2 separate regions of the Homo sapiens genome follow, and region 1 is linked to region 2. Evidence: chromatin loops called from intact Hi-C (ENCODE). Cell type or tissue: mammary epithelial cell. All regions are shown on one strand. Links, peaks and the distances in the headings refer to the core of each region. The heading gives the core; the rest is flanking DNA.

The links. Hi-C counts contacts between places; a loop is a spot of excess contacts. Peaks named below come from ENCODE experiments on the same cell type or tissue, not always from the same donor. Only the 100,000 strongest peaks of a DNase experiment are listed, where the experiment ranks them.
Region 1: a loop joins it to region 2, with 5 times the contacts of the local background. A loop is called at or near these places in 4 of 110 quality-filtered maps.

The regions. Positions count from the first base shown.
Region 1 is chr10:24,282,098-24,294,014 of GRCh38, reverse strand. All of the region lies in intron 2 of KIAA1217, which reads right to left. Among named protein-coding and RNA genes, the nearest start is that of MIR603, 12 kb to the right of the region's middle. RefSeq lists an enhancer at 444-1,643. In mammary epithelial cell, for the core only: a CTCF peak has its summit at 6,237; no DNase peak of the experiment used is centred there; H3K27ac peaks cover 627 bases.
Region 2 is chr10:23,988,836-24,000,752 of GRCh38, reverse strand. It overlaps a transcript of KIAA1217 not described here. Among named protein-coding and RNA genes, the nearest start is that of KIAA1217, 210 kb to the left of the region's middle. In mammary epithelial cell, for the core only: a CTCF peak has its summit at 6,092 (motif pointing left); no DNase peak of the experiment used is centred there.

The sequences.
Region 1 (11,917 bases), core at 2,116-10,115, 290 kb before region 2:
TCCCCGTCTTAGCCAGGATGGTCTCCATCTCCTGACCTCGTGATCCGCCCGCCTTGGCCTCCCAAAGTGCTGGGATTCCAGGCGTGAGCCACCGCACCCGGCCAGGAACTATTTCAAAGACGTCGGTCGGAGACCTTCATGCCAGGACACCAGCAAGCTGGCAAAACAGATCTTGCAAAGGGTTTCTGCACTCTATCTGTGAGCTTCATTAATAGGCACTCAGGACTGAGAACCTTCATGTCAGCTGTGACAAGTGAATAGTCAGTAGAGAGAAGCTATTAATTTAAGACACCGTTGATAATGCAGTCTACCTTAAGAACAGGCAACAAGGGGCTTCAGATGCTGAAGCACAGACACAAGACATCCTGGAACTCCAAGTCCAAAGGGGAATGCTCAGGGCAGATATCAACAATGAAACCTTTTAAGCTGAGTCACTCTCAGCCTGACGGCTGCCAAGCCCAACAGCCATCCCTGGTTACAAGCTAGAGGAAAAGTCCCTGAGCATATCTGTTGTTTCCTGTGTGTAAAGATGCTAAATGCCAGGTGCTTTCCTCTAGAGTGGAAGGGCCGGGGCGGGGCAGTGCCTGCAGAGGCAGCAAGGTCAAGAGAGTTCATTTGGTTATTGCCATTAAAAAAGACTTCCCAGCCAGGCGCGGTGGCTCACGCCTGTAATCCCAGCACTTTGGGAGGCCGACGCTGGCAGATCACTTGAGGTCAGGAGTTCAAGACCAGGCTGGCCAATGTGGTGAAATCCTGTCTCTACTAAAAACAAAAACAAACAAAACAAACAACAACAACAACAAAATTAGCCGGGCATGGTGGCACATGCCTATAATCCCAGCTACTCGGGAGGCTGAGGCAAAATAACTGCTTGAACCCAGGAGGCAGAGGTTGCAGCCAGCCAAGATTACGCCACTGTACTCCTGGCTGGGCGACAGAGGGAGAGTCTGTCTCAGAAACAAAACAAAACAAAAACAAAAAACAACTTCCCGAGCATGCATTTTGGGTGCATCTTGAAGTGCAGCTTGTAGCATGTAGAAATTGGCCTTCTGGTTCACAGAGTGCTGCAAGTGAAGTACTAGATGTCTGCGTATTTCCAGATATACTCAGATCATATTTCAGGCCACCTTTCTTCTTTTTTTTTTCTAATCCAGGATGCGCTCAGGATTCCCTCTCCACTCACCATGAAGAACTTCAAGTAGCGGCCACACTTTGCAGTGCCTCTCACTCAGGCTGCGATATCCTAAGCGTTTACCTTCATTCCGTGGAAACTCTTGAAACAGCCCATGTCAATCATGACTCAGCAGTTTTTCCTTACCATGAAAACAGCAGAGCAATGGGTTTCTCCATTTTTAGAGTTAATGCATTAGCTATAAATGTAATTCCATAGTAGATATGAAGTGCAACAAAAAAAAGTCTGGGACAAATTCTGCCACTTTTCAGAGGGTAACAGGAGATGGTTGACTCAAGATGGAATGTAAGAACCCTCATGGCCTCCCTACCCTTCTCTTTAACCTCTTCATGGTTGTGCAGAATAAACCTCTAATACTTCTGATGAGTGAGGCAAATGGCCTTCCTGTAAAGGCAGAACCCCAAGAATTTTCAAGAAAGTTTGTGTGGCCAGCCTGAGGTTCCAGGGAAGAGGAATGGGTATTTGGAATAGAGAAATACAGTGGTTAATTCTGAGCTCCAAGTTATTGGTCCAAATTGGTCTACTTCAATTCCTTGGTCAGTCTTTTGGAGTTTTCCATCAGTTAAACAATGTCCACGGTAAACTGCCATGACCACTTAACCTCAACTGCAAACTACATCCACTTAATCCTCTGGGGTCCCTTTTTATTCATAATAAATCCAGAAAAATCTTGTATTGTGTTTTATTTCCTCAATCATATCTCCTTTAATTCTCCAACAAGCCTTTCCTGATTAGAAAAGCCAGAAAACTCATCCAAATATCTCTGTTGAAGAGCTGGACAAAGTTTTCAAGTATTATTGAATTTTTAATCCACTAAACAAAAATCCTCCAATGTTGTTCCATTTTATTTCAGGGTCTAGTTTCTCTATGCAACTGCAAGGGTAGGGGCCACCTATTTATTTTTATTTACAGACCCATGTGTATATGGGAGAATTTAACATATACAAAAGGAACCCAAATTTTTTAGTCTTAGACTTTCAGGATTCCCTGTATTTAAATAATAGCTATTGATCTAAAAAATCTGCAAGAGAAATGTAATCCTTAGATTTTTTTTTTCTCCACATCGGAGTAGTAAAGCAAAATGAAATGGGTGAATGCTGTTTGTCAACTCTATGGTGGTATAAAAAAATGGTGTAGTGTGACCAAAAGCATACTTCTGATGAAAGCCCACTACCGGACAGGACACAACCTATAAGTTACTGTCCCCACAGACTGCCTTACAAGTGTCCTCACGCTCCAAAGAGGACTGGGAGAGGTAGAAGTGAAATGATTGAGTGAAGTTTTCTTTTTCTGAGATGGAGTGTCACTCTTGTTGCCCAAGCTGGAGTGCAATGGTGCGATCTTGACTCACTAGAACCTCCGCCTCCCAGGTTCAAGTGATTCTCTTGCTTCAGCCACCCTAATAGCTGGGATTTCAGGCACCTGCCACCATGCCTGGCTACTTTTTTGTATTTTTAGTGGAGACAGGGTTTTACCATGTTGGCCAGGCTGGTCTGGAATTCCTGACCTCAGGTGATCCGCCCGCCTCAGCCTCTCAAAGTGCTGGGACTACAGGCGTGAGCCACCATGCCCAGCCGATTGAGTGAAATTTTCTAAGATAATTGTTGGTCATATCCCACAGGGGACTGGGCTCTAGGATAGCCCATGCTTATATGGGAAGAAAAGTTATCGTGGGTCTTTGTTGTCCACAAGACAACCTCAGGGATCTCTTCCTATCCCAACAACCTCTGTCTATGTCAACAACCACTGTGGTCAACAAGAAGGAGGAAGCATTCCAAAACTTATTCACACAGAACAACTCAAATATAGATGATGGAGGAAAAACAAACTTTGAAAAGAGGGCACAATTTGCCATTCCCACTGGATGTATTTTAAACAACCCCCTGCCCCACACAATAAAAGGTCTTAAGAGAGACTTCATGGCCAGGCACGGTGGATCATGCCTGTAATCCCAGCACTTTGGGAGGCCGAGGCAGGTGGAGCACCTGAGGTCAGGAGTTTGAGACCAGCCTAGCCAACATGGTGAAACCCTGTCTCACTAAAATTACAAAAATTAGCCAGGCATGGTGGTGGGCACCTGTAACCCCAGCTACTTGGGAGGCTGAGGCAGGAGAATCGCTTGAATCTGGGGGTGGAGGTCGCAGTGAGCCGAGATCACACCACTACACTCCAGCCTGGGTGACAGAGCAAGACTCCGTCTGAAAAAAAAAAAAAAGAGAGACATCTGTTTATATTATGCTTTGTTGAAACTCTCTTCCTGTTGCATTATTGTGATAAGGTGAAAGTTAGCAAAAAAGAAAGAACTTTTTTTTTTTTACACTCATACAACCTCACCTGAGAGATGAATGACAGGTAATGTTTGCAGATACAATTTTCAGTAAACTTTCATTATCTCAATAGACTTCTACTTTAGGGCACTTGTGGCCTTTTCCAAAACCCTAAAATCCACTGAGAGAAATTGTGATTAAAATCATGTTTTCAGAGTTACTCTTAATATTTTTAATGCAAGTAAGAAGCTTTCTTCTGGGGAGCACATTTCCCATGAATCCTCACTCTTATGCAGATAATGAGCCCACTGTTCATTGAAGATTTGGGAGTTCTACTTCCACTCTCTCTTCCCTCCAATTTTTGCCATCACCCTGAGGGTTTCAGGGCCCTTAGGACAAGGCTTGGCACCTCCAGATTCTTTGACCTCCTGGTTCTTTGGTCTCCAGGTTTTTCGGCCTCCTTATCTCCTAGGACTCTTGCCTAGCCTCTGCACACGAACTGCCATACCTTGGAGCTTAGTATCACTCGGAACTGTTGCTCTACATCTGAAATCTTCAACTCTATTCTCTTCGCTTTTGATAACAACCTGTTGGCTCCCACAATCCCCAAATCTTTGACCATCTGTATCTTCTTTCAGCCTACTATTAAAAAGACTGGGTGCCATGATCTAGCACTTGCCCATACTTTTCTCAAAGCCTTCAGCTCCTCTGACCACTTACCTTCCCTCCTACCACCCCCACACAGCCCAATCTCAATCCCAGGGGGTCCCAGCATCCTTTCCTGTTCCCACACTGTGTTGCTGGTCATTACTGAGACTACCTACTAGAGGTCCCTACCCTTGCCAGGGCCCTAGTGACAATCCTTCTCAACATTCCCCTCTCCTTCCCACACGGAAACTCTCTCAAGCTTGTCCCTTCTCTTCCAGTCTCCTTCCTCATCAACCTCTTCTCTCATTTTCAGTGGAAGATCTTTGTTGGAAAATTCGATGGCAAGCAGTAAACCTTCTACAACTTCCTCCTCCTCCTCCTCCTCCATGAGGACAATTCAGCCCCAACTGCGATCTTCCATCATTGGCAGTGGAAAAAATATTTCCATCCCTCCTCCTCCACCTTCTCCTCCTCTTTCCCCTATTAAAAGCAAATCCACCCACCAACTGTTTCCATGCCTTCAGGGTCTCTCCTCTCAGGCCTCTGTAGGGCCCACACATCTTATAGCCTTCACTGGTTAACTCCTTCCTTTCACAGTCCACCTTCCAGAAGGAGCATCTATATTCCCACTTCCCCTTCCTTACCTCTCAATCAGTCACCACCCCAGTGCCCGTGCCCTCCACTGAACCAGCTCTTCCCAAATTTGCAGGGACTCCCAGTTGCTGAATGCAACAGCAATGGCAATCTCTTCATCTTAATGGCTTTGTATTATTATTTTATTTATAATATTAAATTGAAATATGTTTATAAACTTGGCATAGGATGAGGCAGGTTAAGAGCCAGTAGAGAAAAAAGCGTAAAAAGTAAAGAAAAACATGTATGGGCATGCCCAGGCACACAGTAGGAGATTAATATATGGCAGCTGTATAAATTGCAGGGCATCTAGAAGCAGCTTTTCATAAGATGGAACTCAAACCCTTCTCATTGGACTTGCCTAAAGTGCAAATTTGATATGTCACTTCCCTATTTACCTTTTAGTTGCTTCCCAGTGCCTACAGGATTAAGTCCAAACATCTTAACCAGGTACTTCATTGATTCAGCCCCAGCTGTCTCATGTCCAAGCATGTCCCCTACACACGCTGTGCTCATTAAACTCTGCACAGGACATACCATGATCTCTTTGCTTCCAAGGGTCTCTTCTGTGTCTGGCAAACTCCAACTCACTCTTCAAGCCTCAGCCTTCCCTGACCCAAACTGCCTCTTATCCTTTTGTTCCCTCTAGTGTTCCCATGGTCTGTTTCTCTGGTCTCCTTGTATGCTCTGTCCCTTGAGTGAGCATTCACATCCTATATAGCAATTCTGTGCCATCTCTCCCACTAAGGCTTGAGGACAGGTTAATGGAACTGCTCACACCTGCAGTTCTATTGGCCGGCGTGTGGACGCTCTGTAAAATGTGCTTGCTGAAGGCATGGTGAACAAGAATAGGATTCAGATAAAATGCTCTCTGGTGCAGCTAGCTTTGTATGGACTGCGCTAAATAGTAGAAGAGAAAGCTAAATGGAGATCTAGCCCTGGAAGCTTAAATTCACCAAAATCATATAACTCAGTTTACTAGTCTATAAAATAGGAAAATGGTGAGATACTTTGACATTTTCAAATGAAAATAATACACAGGAAGAAAAGCAATCATAATATACATAATCCAACTTCCATCACAACAACTTTCAAATAAACAAGTCATCTTGGCAAATGAGTAACTAGAAAAAAAAATTAGGGAGTAGGCTTCTGAGTAGGGTGTCTACTATGTCATTTTAAAAAATCCTGTAGTACTTTCCCGATGAAAATAATTTCAAAGGCTGGCTAAGTTTCAACCTGCAGGATTATATTCTGCCAGCTCAGTTCTTCTGCAGGCTTTTAGGATTGACCTGAGATGCCCTTCCAAACTCACATGTCTCCCTGGTGGCTACTAAAGGCCAGAGTGAACAATTTAAAAAGAAAAACAAAATACCCTCATGTTATTAAGTGAGATATGTCTCAACATTTGAATTCTAAACAGTTTGATGAATCGAGTTATGGTTTTATTTCATCAGTTCTCAACTAGTACAATGTAAGGCAGTTCATGGGTCCCAGAAAGCGGTAATGAATTTGATAGACAGCAGAGGTCAGATGTCTCATTCAGTTAAATTATGAGCAAAGCAAATATTCTTTATAAACGTTAAGCCACTTCTACTAACAGGCTAAAAAAAATCTTATTAACTAATTTCTTTGATTTCAACAAAATTCATTTCCATACTCACAGCAGGAAGTGATAGAGTTGAGACTGTAAGTATGAAAGAACATAGTATTTTTTATAATGAGCTTTGGGGAAAAATATAAAAGACAAACAAGCTACTCTCAGAGAAAAATGCCTTTAATTGCATCTCCAGTAGTTGGTGATTATTTCCTGTAATTAAAAACTTGATTTGTCGGCCTAAGTTTTTTCAAAGATGAACGTGGCTGTTTTTGGCTCACACAGGCTCTCACTGACCTAGGCATCCTGATTCAAAACAAGTGAGATGGCCAAGCACGGTGGCTCACGCCCGTAACCCCAGCACTTTGGGAGGCCGAGGCGGGTGGATCACTTGAGGTCAGGAGTTCAAGACCAGCCTGACCAACATGGTGAAACCCTGTCTCTACTAGAAATACAAAAAATTAGCTCGGCGTGTGGCGCATGCCTGTAATCCCAGTTACTTGGGAGGCTGAGGCAAGAGAATTGCTTCAACCCAGGAGGTGGAGGTTGCAGTGAGCCGAGATCACACCAACTGCACTCCAGCCTGGGCGACAGAGCAAGACTCCATCTCAAAAACAAAACAAAACAAAACAAAAAACAAGTGAGAACAGCTTCTGAGAGGTAAAGGCAAGATGCTTTGAAGTCCAAATCCATAAGCAAGAACTGAGGAATTTTGTATTATTTGGTTAAATCAAACATAATTAGACTCCCCCATGACTGAAAGTGAAATAAATGCGCTGACCAGGTACCCTTTCCAATTAGCACCAGGTAGGAAAGGAAAGAGGGTGTGGGTATTTTTGTTTGTCATATGTTTGACTATCTGAAGGGGACAGAATGCTTTGGTGAGAAACTACGGAACAGAATCTTAGCACCAAGAGTTTGGAGTAAAACAAAGTTACCCAGAATTAGGATTTTTACCATTCCTTCAGAAAATGCATAAATGTCTCTGGAAGACTTCTGAAGTCTTTTAAAGCCAGAATCAGCAAAGGATGAAGAGAATATAAAGGGGATAATGTCCTTGAAATTTTCTGCCTCGTTTCCCATCAAATTAAATCTATAATAATACCTCCCATTGAATTTTCCTTCCTGAATTGAAATTTCTCAAAGTCAAGTCCCGGTCTTGCACATTTAAGGAGTGATTGTGTGTATGTGTGTGTGTATGTGTATGTGTGTGTGTGTGTGTATATATATATATGCGTGTGTGTGTGTGTATGTATATAATTTGTTAAAACTAAGCATTATTAAGTGTATTAATGAGGAAGGGTAAACTTTATTCTGAACTAACTTTTAAAATCTATGAAGTTAAGAAGTTGATGATCACATTTAAGGTCTCTCAAAATACTTAGAAAATTTGGGTGTGAAAAATAAGTAAAGTTATACAAAGAACTCTTAAAATTCAATTTTTAAAAAACCAATTAAAAAAATGGGCAAAAGATCTGAACAACCACCTCACCAAAGAACACAAACAGATGCATATAAACATATGAAAAGATACACAATTCTACACTTAGAAAAACCTAGACTTTGCCAAAAGGCTCCTAGACCTGATAAACAACTTCACTAAGGCTTCAGGATATGAAATCAACATACAAAAATCAGTAGCATTTCTATATAGCAACAACATTCAAGCTGAGAGCCAAATGAAGAATGCTATTTCATTAACAATAGCCACACACACACACGATAATAAAATACCCAGAAATATTAATATATCTAACCAAAGAGGTGAAAGATCTCTGTAAGGGAACTATAAAACACTGCTGAAAGAAATCATGGACAACACAAGCAAATGGAAAAACATTCCATGCTCATGGATTGGAAGAATCAATATTATTAAAATGTCCATACTGCCCAAAGCAATCTAAAGATTCAACACTATTCCTATCAAATTGTGAATGTCATTTTTCATAGAATTAGAAGAAAAAGTATTCTAAAATTCTGGAACCACAAAAGAGCATGAATAGCTAAAGTAACCTTAAACAAAAAGAACAAACATATTACCTGACTTCAAACTATACTACAAGGCTACAGTAACCAAAATAGCATGGTGCTGGTACAAAAATAGACACATAGACCAACAGAATAAGAAATAAACCCACAAATAAAGCCACACAGCAACAACCAACTGATCTTCAACAAAGTCAATAAGACTAAGCCATGGGGAAAGGACTCCCTGCTGGGGAAACTGGCTAGCCATAAGCGGAGGAATGAAACTGGATCTCTACTTATCACCATATACAAAAATTACCCCAAGATGGATTAAAGACTTAAATGTAAGACCTCACACTATAAAAATCCTAGAAGAAAACCGAGGGAATACCCCTCAGACATTGGCCTAGGCAAAGAGTTTATGATTAAGTCTTCAAAAGCAATTGCAACAAAGGCAAAAATTGACAAGTAGAACCTAATTAAACTGAAGAGCTTCTGCACAGCAAAAGATACTATCAACAGGCTGAACAACCTACAGAATGAGAGAAAATATTTGCAAACTATGCCTCTAACAAGAACTAATATCCAGTATCTATAAGAAACTTAAACAATTCAACAAGAATAAAACCACCCCATTAAAAAGTAAGCAAAAGACGTCAACAGACACTTCTCAAAAGAATACATACGTAAGGCCAACAAGCATATGAAAAAAAGCTAATCATCATTGATCATTAAATGCAAATCAAAACCACAATGAGAAACCATCTCACACCAGTCAGAATGGTTATTACTAAAAAGCCAAAAAGTAACAAGTTGGCGAAGCTGTGGAAAAAAGGGAACACTCATATACTGTTGGTCGGATTGGAAATTAGTTCAGTCCCTGTGGAAAGCAGTTTGGAGATTTCATAAAGAACTAAAAACAGAATTACCATTTGACCTAGCAATCTCCTTATTGGGTATATACCCAAAAGAAAATAAATCATTCTACCAAAAAGACACCTGCACTTGTATGTTTATTGCAACACTATTGACAAAGACACAGAACTCAGCAAAGACATGGAATCAACCTAGGGGCCCATCAGTGGTGGAATGGATAGAGAAAATGTGGTACATTTACACCATGGAATACTACGCAGTCATTTTTAAAAAACCAAAATCGTGTCCTTTGCAGCAACATGGATGCAGCTGGAGGCCATTATCCTAAGTGAATTAGCACAGAAATAAAATCAGATATCATATGTTCTTACTTGTAAGTAGGAGCTAATAAACACACGGACATAAATATGGGAACAACAGACACTGGGGACTCCAAAAGGGGGAAGAGTGGGAGGGAGAGGAACAAAGACTGAAAAACTTCCTATTGAGTGCTGTGTTCACTATCTGGGTGACAGGTTTTATAGAAGCCCAAACCTCAGCATCATACAGTATACCCTTGTAACAAATCTGCACATGTACCCCCTGAATCTAAAATTAAAATTTCTTTTAAAAAAGAAAAGATGCTCAGCTGGGTACGGTAGCTCACACCTATAATCCCAGCACTTTAGGAGGCCAAAGTGGGTGGATCTCGAAGTCAGGAGATGGAGACCAGCCTGGCCAACATGCTGAAACCCTGTCTCTATTGAAAATACAAAAATTAGCCAGGTGTGGTCACCTGTGCCTATAGTTCCTGCTACTCGGGAGGCTGAGGCAGGAGAATTGCTTGAACCCAGGAGGTGGAGGCTGCAGTGAGCTGAGATCGCACCAATGCACTCCAGCCTGGGTGACAGAGTGAGACTCCGTCTCAAAAACATAAAAAAAAAATAAAGGAAAAGAAAAGAAGAGATGCTCAATATCATTTGTTATTAAGGAATTGCAAATTAAAACAACAATGTGATACTACTACACACTACTATAATGACTAAAATCCAGAAAATGATAATATCAAATGCTGACCAGGATGCAGAGCAACAGGAACTCTCATTCATTGATAATGGAAATGCAAAAATGGTACAGCAAATTTAGAGGACAGTTCATCAGTTTCTTTTCTTTTTTTAATTATTTTTTTGAGATGGAGTGTCGCTTTGTTCCTCAGGCTGAAGTGCGGTGGCACAACATTGGCTCACTGCAACCTCCACCTCCTGTGTTCAAGTGATTCTCATGCTCGGCCTCCTGAGTAGCTGGGACTACAGGCATACACCACCACTTCTGGCTAATTTTTGAATTTTTAGTAGACATGGGATTTTGCCATGTTGACCAGGCTGTTCCTGAACTCCTGACCTCAAGTGATCTGCTCACCTTGGCCTCCCAAAGTGCTGGGATTACAGGCGTAAGCCACCATCCCAGCCAGTTTGTCAGTTTCTTATGAAGCAATGAAAAGTTCTTAAGCAACAAAAAGACATGGACGAATCTTAAATGCATATTGCCAAGTGGAAGAAGCCACTCTGAAAAGGCTACATATTGTACAATTCTAATTATATGACATTCTGGGAAAGGCAAAAGAAAGAAGGAAATATAGATATGTGTCTATGCATGGTTTAGTATCCACACATATATTTCTTTGCTCTATCAGTCAAAGGCCCTAAAAGTAGCAACACCTCAGGCTGGTTGCGGTGGCTCATGCCTGTAATCCCAGCACTTTGGGAGGACGAGGTGGGTGGATCACCTGAGGTTGGGAGTTCAAGACCAGCCAGACCAACATGGAGAAACCCCGTCTCTACTAAAAATACAAAATTATCCAGGCATCATGGAACACGTCTGTAATCCCAGTTACTCGGGAGGCTAAGGCAGGAGAATTGCTTGAACCTGGAAGGCGGAGGTTGCAGTGAGCCGAGATTGCGCCATTGCACTCCAGCCTGGGCAACAAGAATGAAACTCCGTCTGAAAAAAAAAAAAAAAAAAAAAAAAAAAGAAGCAACACCTCAGTAGCAAAGAACACATCTTGGTTTAGAACTCCTTAGAGAGATGGTTGATTTTAGGATTGTGGCAGGAAATGTAGAAGATGAGCCTGGAGTATCTTTCAGTGCCATAAAGAAGAGCCACAAAACAACAACAAAAAACAAAGAACCCACAAACCACAAAGAAGAGGGGAAGAGGGTATATCAAAGGAACACAGGGGTCAACTGAAAGGGCTCCCAGTGGCCAAAGCTGGATGAATGTCAGCAACAATCAAGTAATACTGGATTCAAACCCAAAGTGAAAATAAATATCCATGAGTCTATACTGTTATAAACGAATGATTGAATAAATAAACACAGGGGGATAAATAAACACAAATTTCTTATGCAGAGAATTCCAAATAATTTATGCAGATTCTCCACCCTGAAGGAGGGGGAACATAGCACACTCCTCAAGTGTGGATAACACGTAGTGACTTCTTTCCAAAGAAGACAACATAGAAAAGAGGTGGGGGTGTGTGTGACCTTACAGTGGAGAAACCTGAAAAAGACTCCTCAGCCTCGTGATGAAAGCTAATATTTATAGCAATAAATCATATAGATTATTAGTATTCTTTTTTGAAAAAAAAATTTTGTAGAGGTGAGGTCTCTATGTTGCCCAGGCTGGTCTTGAACCCTTGGCTTCAAGAGCTCCTCCTGCCTTAGCCTCCCAAAGTACTGGGATTATAGGCATAAGCCA
Region 2 (11,917 bases), core at 2,180-10,179:
TGAATAAATCTGACAGTGTTTTCTCATGCTCATCAATCTTTCCAGCGTGTTTGGTACAGTTGAAAAGCCAGTTGGATTTCCATGACTGTTCAGATCACCACTTGTGCCCCAGGATACTGCATGGCACAGAAATGACATCAGACCTACAAGATACACATTGTGTTACTCAATGCCCGATGTTAATTGCATTAGTCTGTTCTCATACTGCTATAAGGACATACGAGAGACTGGGTAATTTATAAAGGAAAGAGGTTTAATTGACTCACGTTTCCGCAGGGCTGGAGAAGCCTCAGGAAACTTACAATTATGGCAGAAGGCGAAGCAAACCTGTCCTTCTTCACATGGTGGCAGCAAGGAGAAGTGCCGAGCAAAATGGGGAAAAACCCCTTATAAAAACATCAGATCTTGTGATAAATCACTCACTATTACTAGAACAGCATGAGGGTAACTGCCCCCCATGATTCAATTACCTCCCACTGCTTCCTCCTACGACACGTGGGGATTATGAGAACTATAATTCAAGATGAGATTTGGGTGGGGACACAACCAAACCATATCGCTAGTTATATAAAGGTATACTTTTACTGAGTTGGATTTTAAAAGTATACAATGCTAGAAATTATGATAATATATGAACCATGCTTCCAACACTTTTATGAGGTTTACTGTAATCATTTGCTTGTTTGTTAGATAGGGTCTTACTCTATCACCCAGGCTGGACTGCAGTGGTGCAATCACAGCTCACTGTAAGCTCAAACTCCTGGGCTCAAGTGATCCTCCCACTCAGCCTCCTGAGTAGCTGGGACTACAGACTTGTGCCAACATCCCCAGTTATTATTATTTTTTTTAATTTTTAGTAGAGACAGGGCCTTGCTATGTTGTCTAGTCTGGTCTCAAATTCCTGGGCTCAAGCGATCCTCTCGCCTTGGCCTCCCAAAATGCTGGAATCACTTGGGAGGGATCACTATAGTAATCTTAATAAATCAATAGAGGGCACATGATATTTTTATTAGTCAGAGTGTTCTAATACATTTCCCCTTCTATACTGAATATTGCGGGAGAGTCCACCATTCAAAACTCCTTCGCATTATTGGGAAATTCTCTGCCATGTCAGCGAATCTACCCCCTCATCCCTTAATCTAAGTGGAAAGGGTAAGACCCTTCTCAGACGTTTCCCTCCGCCTTCCCCATCTCTGCACCATCCCTGGCCACCAGTGTCCAGGTAGGTGATGTGGGCTCTACTCTAAACCCTGAGGGAAGGACTCAAGATGACGCGAAGGGTAGAAGTAGCAGTGGCAGCAGTGTGAGAGTGGCTTGTGGCAAGAGATGGCAGTGGTGGTTCCCTGGCCACATTGCTCCTGCTCCTTAATTGTCAGTGCCTACTTGGTGCTGCCAGGGTCCAACACTGCCTCCAGCTACTCAAGAGTCAGTGAGTTCTCTGTCTCCTATCCCAGGTCCTGATTCTTGCAATGAGGCACCCTCCCTGGGGCAAACACACAGGTTTCACCCTGTTCTTTTGAATCTTCCTAATTCAAATCAACCAACAGACTAAACAAAGCAACCAACAGCAACACCAAATATACATACAACCATGCAAACCGCTTTATTTGTATTCTGATTTTAAAAGGCAATGCAGTTGTTTTCTTATAAATTGTGTAACAGTGCCCAGAAGAAAAGCAGAAAAAAACTGTATATGGCTATTTTTAGTGATAGTTATTTTCAGAAATATTAATATAAAGCGATCCCAATGATAGAGATCTAGTCTGCATATTTGAATATATATCCAAATATACCATCTGTTGTGCTGTAACTTTTACAATGCCTTCTTTCTGTCTTGAAATATTTCTAAATAAAAACCATAGCCAAACATTAAATCTGGAGTGTACACTCAGCTTTGAATTGCTTTTAAATCAGTAACCATGCTCAATACGAACCATGCTTGTGTTTTTGCTCACAGAATCAAAGTATTTTCAATGCAATGCAAAGGCCCTCTGCTTATGAGAATTCTCTGTTGAGCCAGAGAATCAGTAAGACCTTTTGTAAGTGCCCAGTTTCCCCAACTAATTCTCCCCTGTTGTTCAGAATGAAATTCAGAATATAGTGTCATGGAAATTGAACTGGCCTTTTTAACTGTATCAAACATGGTAGAAAGATTGGTGAGCATGAGAAAACACCAAAAGATTTATCGAAGTACACAGTGTCCTCTGGCTGTTGGCCCCTGTGCCTTGTCTGCAGATTGGGGAATCACCCCAGGTCGGGCAATGCTTGCTCTCCATTGGCCTCCCATGTATTTGAATTAGCATTGAGAGCAAGAGAGAGGCAGGAACGAGAAACAGGGTCCTGGAAATTTGTTCTCTTGGGGCAAGTGCATGGCCACTGATGCCTGAAGATTTGGATGCAGACCAGACAACCTCTTGGGGTCCTTTTCTGCATTGAGGTTTGATTTTTATTGAGTTAAAATCTTAACAATAAAGATATTTTAGGATGGGGCCAGACTGCAAAGTACATAAAAGTCAGGAAGGAGAACACAAAGAAATAAAGGCACCAGGTAAAGGATATTTGTTTGAAGACTTTGCTAAGGTTAAGTCTTTTTTTTTCTTTTTCTTCTTTTTAAAAATATAAGTGAATTTACTAATGTTTGAAAGCAAAGGAGAAAGAGCCAAACGGAGGGTAAAATTGAAAATAGTTGAGAGGACATTCCTGGGGAGTTGGTATAAATGGGATTCAGAGAACAGGCAGTTAGATTAGTTTTGGGGGGAAAAAAAAAAAGAAAGCCCCCTTCTCCATACCTCCTGGCTTCAGGGAGCCATGAACAAAACCAGTCAATGTTCCCTGGAGAAATCACTCCAGGTATAGGCATGGCTGTGCCCTTCTTCCAACCTCCACCATTCCCTACACCTCCCATATAACTGAACTGGCACTGAGAGGGAGACACAAGTAAGAAAGGGAAACAGGGCCCCAGAGATAGGTTCTCTGAAAGAATATACAGGGCCCTGATGCCTGAAGCCTTTAATTCCCTCCATGGATAGAAGGCCACCAAAATGCTGCCAGACAGTGAAAGGCCCAGGTCTGTTACATCTCTCTATCTAGAATTAGATGTAAAGTATATGTTTGAATTCCAAGGAATAAAATGACTTCTCATGGTAGAGAAGGTTTCACATAGAAAATATTATCCTGAAACCTTCCAGCCTGAGCGTCTTCCTATAGCTACCTACCACAAATTATTTTTGTAATAAAAATAAGCTCCCAGAACAAACTAATTACATGGGAGAACAACTTACATTTCACTGCAGTTTCCACAATATATATTTTTCCCATCAAATGTGAGTTAGCCAAAGTAATTAGGAAAAATGATTAGCGAAGCTCTTTATTGAACATGGACCCAAGCAATTAAAAAATTAAAGCATTTCTTTTCATAGTGGCCTTAAACTCTATTTTCTTTTAAGAAGTCCTCAATTTTCCCTTCAATGATACTTTTTGGGGGGACATGTGATAATGTGGGAAAATGTAACCCTTCTCCTGAAAATAATACTAAGTTCTTTTATCCTTCTTTCACAGTAGAACTTCCTGCAAGTTGGTAGGAATCATGAAATGTGGCTGCTTCTTCCTTAAGAAACACTAAAAGCACAAACAGTTGAAATCCCAGTACAAAGCATTCATAGAAGAGACTTGGGAATCACCTTCGAAACAGGTTAGACCATGAAGCTGTGCTGTTTTTCAATTCTCAAGTCATCCTGGGCTTCTAAGAAGTAACAGTGAGTTTTGAAGGCATTTGTATCTCCTCTTTATGCCTTTACATTTTAAAATACTGGGATGCTCAGGAGTAAATAAGAATAAAAACCATGTGACTGAAATCCCATTTTCCCCTGTGAGCTAGTTAAGTATTGTTGGAGTTTCCGCAATACAAGGGTAAACTAGCATCTCTCTTCATTCTTTTGAACTGTGGGAATTCAGGCTTATAGAAAAATCTACTAAAAACAATAAAGATCAAAGTTAAAGTTCATTTTTAAAAAAGCCTTTTAAAATATATTAAAATTTTATAATTTTGTACATAAATTTAGACATGAATGGATTAGTATTAGTTCCAATTATTTCATGGTTGTTTTATGACTTAGGATCTTCATGGAAAATGCAGTTTTCAAGTACTTTGGTATGACAATTAGCAGTTTCAAGTGAAACAGTGGATTTTTTTTCTCAACATTCTTTCAGCGAACATTTACTGTAGGGCTACGGTGTACCAGGCACTGTGACAGGTGTTGGATACACAGTAAAAAAGAAAATAACAGTTTCTGCCGTTGTGTTTGCTGTCTAGGGAAGAAAAACTCACCACAAGGAATTACCGGCCCAGTGCTCCCCTTTCCACATGGAGAAATTGTCTCCTTCCTATATCATAAATCCATTTTGCGGTTATGGTCCCCAAATGCAATACCTTCCCTGTCAATCCGAGGCAAGAAGGCGCATAAGCACAACTACAATAACTTGATTTTCATGGTTCCTGCTTCCTGAAGAGCATAAAGGCAAGATGCTTTCTGAATATCTTTGAAATGACTGCATTTGGTTTGTTTAAGGGCAAAAATGGCTGAATAATGATCTTGGTGCTTCTAGGCATATGCAGAGGCTAGAAGTGGGCAAAAAAGGGAGGCAGGGGAGTTGCTTCTCTATGAAACCAGACACATACCTCTTTGCTATGGGCTAGCACCAACATTTCAACCCCAGTTTGAATTTGCAAAGCATATTTCCATCATCTGTGACATTCATCACGGTACCCCAGTGAGATGGACTGTTTCATGGCTTCCATTTTACTCAAGAGAAATAAGAAACAAGAGGCGAAGTGACTTTCCCAAAGTCAAGAATAGACTGGGGACCAGGATTCAGAGTTTGCAAATCACTGTCCTGTGCTGAGCATGTTCAGCCATACGCTTAACCTTGCCAAAAAAATAAGGGCTCCATTTTTACTGTTTAACTAATTAGAATCAAGACACATCAGGCAGGCAGGCAGCACCTGGTTCATAACACAGTGACATTATTTTATTGCTGTTTCAATCTAAAAACTTAATGTGCTTCCAAACTTCTCAATGCTTTTATGAGACAGTCCCTGGATTGCCGCTTCAACCTGTATCTATTCCCGGGTATCTTACATTTGCAAAATTGCACTGAGAAAATATTACTTAGGAAATAATGAAAACTCAAGTAGGAAGGAAAAATGCTCTCTTAATAATGAGGAAGCCATTTGCCCTAATTTCGTTATATATAGACACAACACACACACTCACACACACACACACACACACACACACACACAGGCCATAATTGGCTGTAATGGAATTGATAAAGTAGGAAATTTGCTTTGAGGGGTTTTTACCCCAAATCCTGCAATTATGAACATGTCAGGTTTCCTAAGCAGTGGTTTTTCCAGAAAGGATTCTATTGTGTTTCTTTTTCCCATTTACCAATTTGATTAGCTTTTTGCCTAAAAGCTAAGAGCAGCATTCTAATTACTCCAGAGCACAGGGGACTTGGTCTTCTGTTATTTTGTAGGATCTTCCAGGAGACCATGATCTCCCCGAGGAACAGAGCCACCCCTGTACTCCTAGTTCCCAGGGCAATGCTTGGCACACGGCAAGTGCTAAACAAAAATGAATCTGAGTGTGAATCTGTTCTCTGCTATTACCAATGCTGCTCTTGGGCTCTTTTAAATTTTAATAACATGGATTGGAGGCAACACTTTAAAAGACACGGAAAAGCAAGTTTTTTTAATTTTTATTTTACAGCTCAGGGTAAGGGTATTACATAATTGTAAATAATGCATTCATATTTCAGATCTTGAAACCAGTGAAAAACAGCCATTTCAGACAAGAAAATAAATGATGACATGCTCCCAGCAAAATTGAATCCTGTATTGGTTATGAAGAGAAAATCCAACCTACGCTTAACAATGCTTCCATATTCACTAAAAGTTTCTACAGTTTTAAAGTTTGAAATGTTGCCCAAGGGTTTTAATGAAGCTCCGGTTCAAGGACAGAAAAGTTGTATGGTTCGGATTTGACTTTGGTCAAGATGAAATGGTTTGTGCACACAGCTTCCTACTGCCCCCTGGTGGGATGATGCTGAACTATGCTCAGAAACCTTCCATCAACCTTAGGGTCAATCCCAGACATGATCTTGGCTTCCACAGCGACACCTTCAAAAAAGGCTGCTGAGTTTAAAGTTAAAACTCTCCTTGACTTTCTGTCCCATTTCTCCAAAGCTTGACCTGGGTAGTAGAAAGAAAGGGCAACTGCTTAAAAGGGCGATGTTAGGACTCCATCCGGAGAACCCAACGATCACGATAGTCCCATGGATAAGGTGGTGTTGGGCTGTGGGACTGTCCTGAGACCTAAAATCAGCACAAAGGAGATTTCCACTACATCAGATGTCCCTGGTCCTCAGCTACCTAATCCCCATCCCTCAAACTCCCACATATCCACACCCCAACCCAAGTGTAATATGCCAACTAAAAGACCATTGAGGTCATGTTCAGCTTCAATAGTCATCAACTTATGGTGTAGAAACCAAGAAAGGCTTGTCAATGGGAGGGTTTTTCTAAGCCAGGTCAGGAACACAGCACAGTCATGACCAGGTTAGACCAAAGACGACTCTAAATCATTCACATTCTCCTCTTTCCCTCTAGGGATCCCCAGATCTGCTCACAAGCTAGAGTAGTCGCTAAGCCTTGGTACTTGCTATCCCATCCACTGCATCAGGAGAAATGCGAAGGCCTGTAACCTCAGGACAGTTTCTCTGTTCTCTTGAATGTTTAGGAGCCTGAGCTGAGACTTAGGCACACCGGGAAGACTCATCCCAATTCACATCTCTTACAAAAGGTGGACTACAGACTGGGTGCGGTTGCTCATGCCTGTAATCCCAGCACTTTGGGAGGCTGAGGTGGGTGGATAACTTGAGGTCTGGAGTTCAAGACCAGCCTGGCCAAAATGGTGAAACCCCGTTTTCTGCTAAAAATCCAAATGTATTTTTGATGAAAACACAAAAATTAGCTGGGTGTGGTAGCATGCACTTGTAATTTCAGCTACTTGGGAGGCTAAGGTAGGAGAATCACTTGAACCCAGGAGGCGAAGGTTGCAGTGAGCTGAGATCATGCCACTGCACTCCAGTCTAGGCAACAGAATGAGACTCTGTCTCAAAAAAAAAAAAAAAAAAAAGCTGGGCTATGGAGAGCCAAACTCTTGGACTCTGGGAAATCTGAAAGAGTTGGATAATCTCCTGGATATCTTCCATGGAGCTTCTGAAGGTATTGACTATTCCTGATTAGGATGAGGGGACTAAGCAATAGCCTAGAACAAGAGAGGAGAGAAGACCATGAAAGTCCTCAAGACTTGCTGTTTAGTCAACTTACACCAGTGGGGATAAAAAGGAAGCTATCAGGCTGGGCGCAGTGGCTCACGCCTGTAGTCCTAGCACTTTGGGAGGGCGAGGCAGGTGGATCACTTGAGGTCAGGAGTTCAAGACCATCCTGGCCAACATGGTGAAACCCCATCTCTACTAAAAATACAAAAATTAGCCGGGTGTGGTGGCTGGTGCCTGTAATCCCAGCTACTTGGGAGGCTGAGGCAGGAGAATTGCTTGAATCCGGGAGGCAGAAGTTGCAGTGAGCCGAGATCTCACCACTGCATTCAAGCCTGGGCAACAGAGTAAGACTCCATCTCAAAAAAAAAAAAAAAAAAAAGGAAGCTATCAGAGTACCTTTGTTCATGGGGACAAGTGACTGCAAGTGGCTCTTAAATGACATATAAGCAAAGAAAAAGAAAGTAAAACTGGCGGTGGTATCACTTATTCCATTGTCCCGCAGTGTTGGTTCAGTTTATCTGGCTGGTTAAGGGTGGCCTTTCTTCCTCCTGCCACCCTCACACTCCATTTGTGTCCCTCCTAGAGTTGCAAGCTCAGTGAAGGAGGATAAATAGTGTGACTCTGTCACAACACAGAAACTCTCCTCGTGCATTTGTAGGGGCCAACAGGCATGCCACTTTGACAGTGTTAGGGGCCCTGTGTCAAATCAGGGCCTGACCTTGAAGCTTCCTTCTAGACCTTTGGCTGGGATGCGTTCCTTCTTATCCCATCACGAGGGCTTCCAAAAAAAAAAAAAAAAAAGAAATGATGGCCCTGTTCTGGCCTTTCTTGTTTGCCAAATAAACATATCTCATGCAGAACACTTCTTATCCTGGGGGGTCTTCAACCTCAAATCAGGACATGAGCATATTCTAAATGATTCCTTTCTGCTGCTTTGCCTTTGTCAGCCTCCATCCCTCTCCTGTTACTCTTGGGTCTCATTCTTGACTTTGAAAAGATGGCAATGGGGTAGGCAAGGATTGCATCTCCTTCTGGATCCATCACGTGAAACACTGATATCTTTGCTAGAAGTTCAAGCCTCACCATTTCTATTTCTATTTCTTGGCTGCTCTGTGAGCTGTATTAACTTTTTAGATTCTTCACTTAGTGAGTTTTTCCTTTTTGAATGGACTTCTGAATACATATTTGCCAAAGTAATTTCCACAATGAATTATCAATAAAAAGAAAACTTATAAATCTACATGGGTAGCAAAATCCAAAGCACTCTAGTTGTCTCAGTTTTGTGGTTTGGGGAGTATTCTTTTATGGTGTTACAGAGTCAGAAAAGTAATTTTACCAGAAGAGAGCCCATAAAATGATGCGTTTTGGGGGGCAACCAGGTAATCATGTCATAATATTAATGGATTGCAAGACAATTTATGTTCTCTACTCTCCACCATGAAAAGTTGACTTACTCATAGGCTTGTAATGAGCAGCCTTGCTATATTTAATGGGATAATGTACTCAGCCTAGTAGTCAAGTTCTCCTAAAACACACCCAACCAGCTACTTCCTATCATGAATCCCCCTGCCCCCAACAGATTATTTTCCTATCTGACACTGGGATATGGGGTGTTTATTACCAACTTAAAGTATGTGTGCATGTTATCGCCTTCCCTAGAATGCCATTCCCTGTCTGCTTCATGTAATTATATCGTACGTCATGGTTGTGATATACTGATATATCATATACGTGAAATGCGGATAGATACGTTCTAGATATATGAATATCTAGATATAGAATCTATGTAGATATCTGAACATATGAACATATATCTAGAACCTACCCCATTTTACAGTCCAGTTCAAATCCAGGGCGGTGTATAGAGATTACTCCCTTTTCTGAACCACAGCACTGAATATATTACACTTGCAGATACAGGATCTATGATCTCACTTCTTCATGCATCCATTTATTTCTTAATTAGAGAATAAGCTCCTTCAGGACCTTGGCTTGTACTTTCGTGTTCCCACTAACCACTTAACTCAGGGCTATGCATATCTGAGTGCTTAGCCAGTACATGATGGGCTACGTGAAAAAAGAACTGAGAAGTCAATGGAAACAGGATGGCAAGAAAATGGTGTCTCAGCACAAAACTGAACAATCGAGTGTACAATGCTAAAAGCTGTTCAAGTGGCTGCATGGGAGCAGGGCCTGAGCTGCATTTTGCTGTAGACCCACAGACTGGGTTTGCAAAGCATGGCTTTTAGCAGAGATTAGGAAAATACCCGACTAGTTTGATGACCCAATCAACATGGATGCAGAATTTGACAATCCTGGCTCTAAATGTCATTTAAGCAGAAAGGCACCATTTCACACTTGGCTTTGCATGTGTAGACAAAGTCACTTGTAACTCTTTATTTTCAAAGGGTAGGTTCCAAGTTCTATTGTCACTTTATCTCACTTGCCTGCAATTCCCTCGCTCATAAAATGAAGGATTTGGGATATTAGGTTGTTCTCCAACGTTCTTTCTACCTCTAAAATTCTATACTCTTATAACCCACTTTCTTAATCTATAGCCCTTTCCTCCCTCTCTGGCTGCCAACCCCTAAGACAGTAAGTCAAGTTATTTTTTAACTAGGACCCTTTGTAGAGATGTCATAGTGCAGCAATTTAAAAATATTAAAGCACAGTTCCTTACATTTTTATTTGCTCATGACTCTTTGCTCTTCCTATAGTAATTTAATGTTTTTGCAAAGCTAGTGGTACTTTAAACAGATATGCCTACTTTGAAAAAAATCAGAAAAAAACAAAGTGCATGCTTTCCTAAAATATATTTTAGAAAATCTTTTTCTCTCCCAGCACCCAAAGATATGACTAATCATTAGAAGAGTGGAGGAGCACCCACAGAAACTGAATTAGGAGAAGGGTGTGGATTCTTTTGATTGAGCATGAATAAAAATCCACCTCATTAAAAAAAGATTATTAACATCAATAATTTAATGGTGAAGGATACTATTTTGCTGAAAAGAGACAAAAATGATTTTTGAGGCCTTCATGAAAAGAAGTAGAAAAGGGAAAGATTTAAGCAGAACTGACAAATAGAAAGATGAAACTTGAAAGTCCAATCCCTTAACGTGTGTGCAGCTTTTTCTAGCCCTTGCTTGGTTGGGATATATGTTGCATGATTTACCTTTGAGGTTAGAAGAGAATACATTTAATCAAATAGTTCTCCTCCTCTCTCTGCCTTGCTTATAATCAATGAATTAATCCCAATGAAGATACTTTTGCAACACACCCAACTCCTTAGCATTCATAAGCTTCATCAAATATGATACCATAAAAAAGGGGACACAGGATCAACTCTCTCCCAAAGCTTGTAGCCATGTCCTTTAAGTGGGACATGTGAGAATAGTACTGTTCTTTGGTGTGTACTTTGTGCTAGATCTGACCAAGGCACTTGCCATTCATTTCTTGGTTTAATCCTTGCTAAAGTCTTAGCAGGTAAGAATGGTCACCTCTTTTTTTCTGACTAGAAAAGAGGCTCAAAAAGATGAAGCAATGTGCAGTCACTAGTGTGTGCAGTAGAATTAGCCTCCCATAAACCTAAACTCTTATCTTCTCAGGTCTGTAGAACTAAGGGGATGTAAACTACTCTGTTAAGTAACTTACAGTTATTTGAAGGTAGTTCTGACATCAAATGTCTTTCTATGATACCACATAGTCTTCCTAAATAAAAATCCCTAATTAAAAGTAATGGGGGTACAGGAACTGATACCCCAAAATATGGCACCTTGGAATATCGAGTATTTTAATCCGAAGGACTTAAGAAAACCACAGAAGCAAAAAGTCTCTCTGATCCTCCATCTTAAAGACTCTCATGTGACAGGTGACCTGCTCTATATTCAGAGGGAAGGAATGTTACAGAGAGGCCAAGGAGAATCTGAACACACAGGCCTTGCTAAGTTCCCCAAGTTTATCAACATTAGATCATACCCCTTTGTCCCTCATACTTCTCCATGACTATCCACTTCTTTATCAAAGCTAACATAAAAAAATACATAGTTTTACACATGTTGGGGTCTCCATTTCTTTATGAAGTATCCTGCGTCACATAAAACTTACATTAAATACATTTGTGTGCTTTTTTCTTTTATTCATCTGTCTTCTGTTATAGAAGCCTCCTCCATGTACCTAGGATGAGTGAGGAAAAGACATTTCTCCTCCTCCTCAATGGTAAATGTTGCTTATTTCTGCAAAGCTGAGGTACAATATGTTTTGTTGTTGCAATCTGAAGTTTCTGTTCCAACTGTTGGAAGTTATGCTTCATATAACTTAGATTATGCTGAGTTTTCCAGAAGAGTCAATGAAATAGAAAAATGTTCAGAAATTAAAATAAAAATTAATGAAAATTGTGCTTTTAATTAATCACATCAGCAAATCGGTGTTTTATATCAAGGTATTACGTAATGAGATTCTAAATCATGTTGCCAAGAATTTCTGTGTAAAACATTTCCATATGGTAAGAGTCTGTAAAATTTTATAGCACATTCACAAATCATTGTGACAAGGAACACTGGTGTTAATTTCTTAA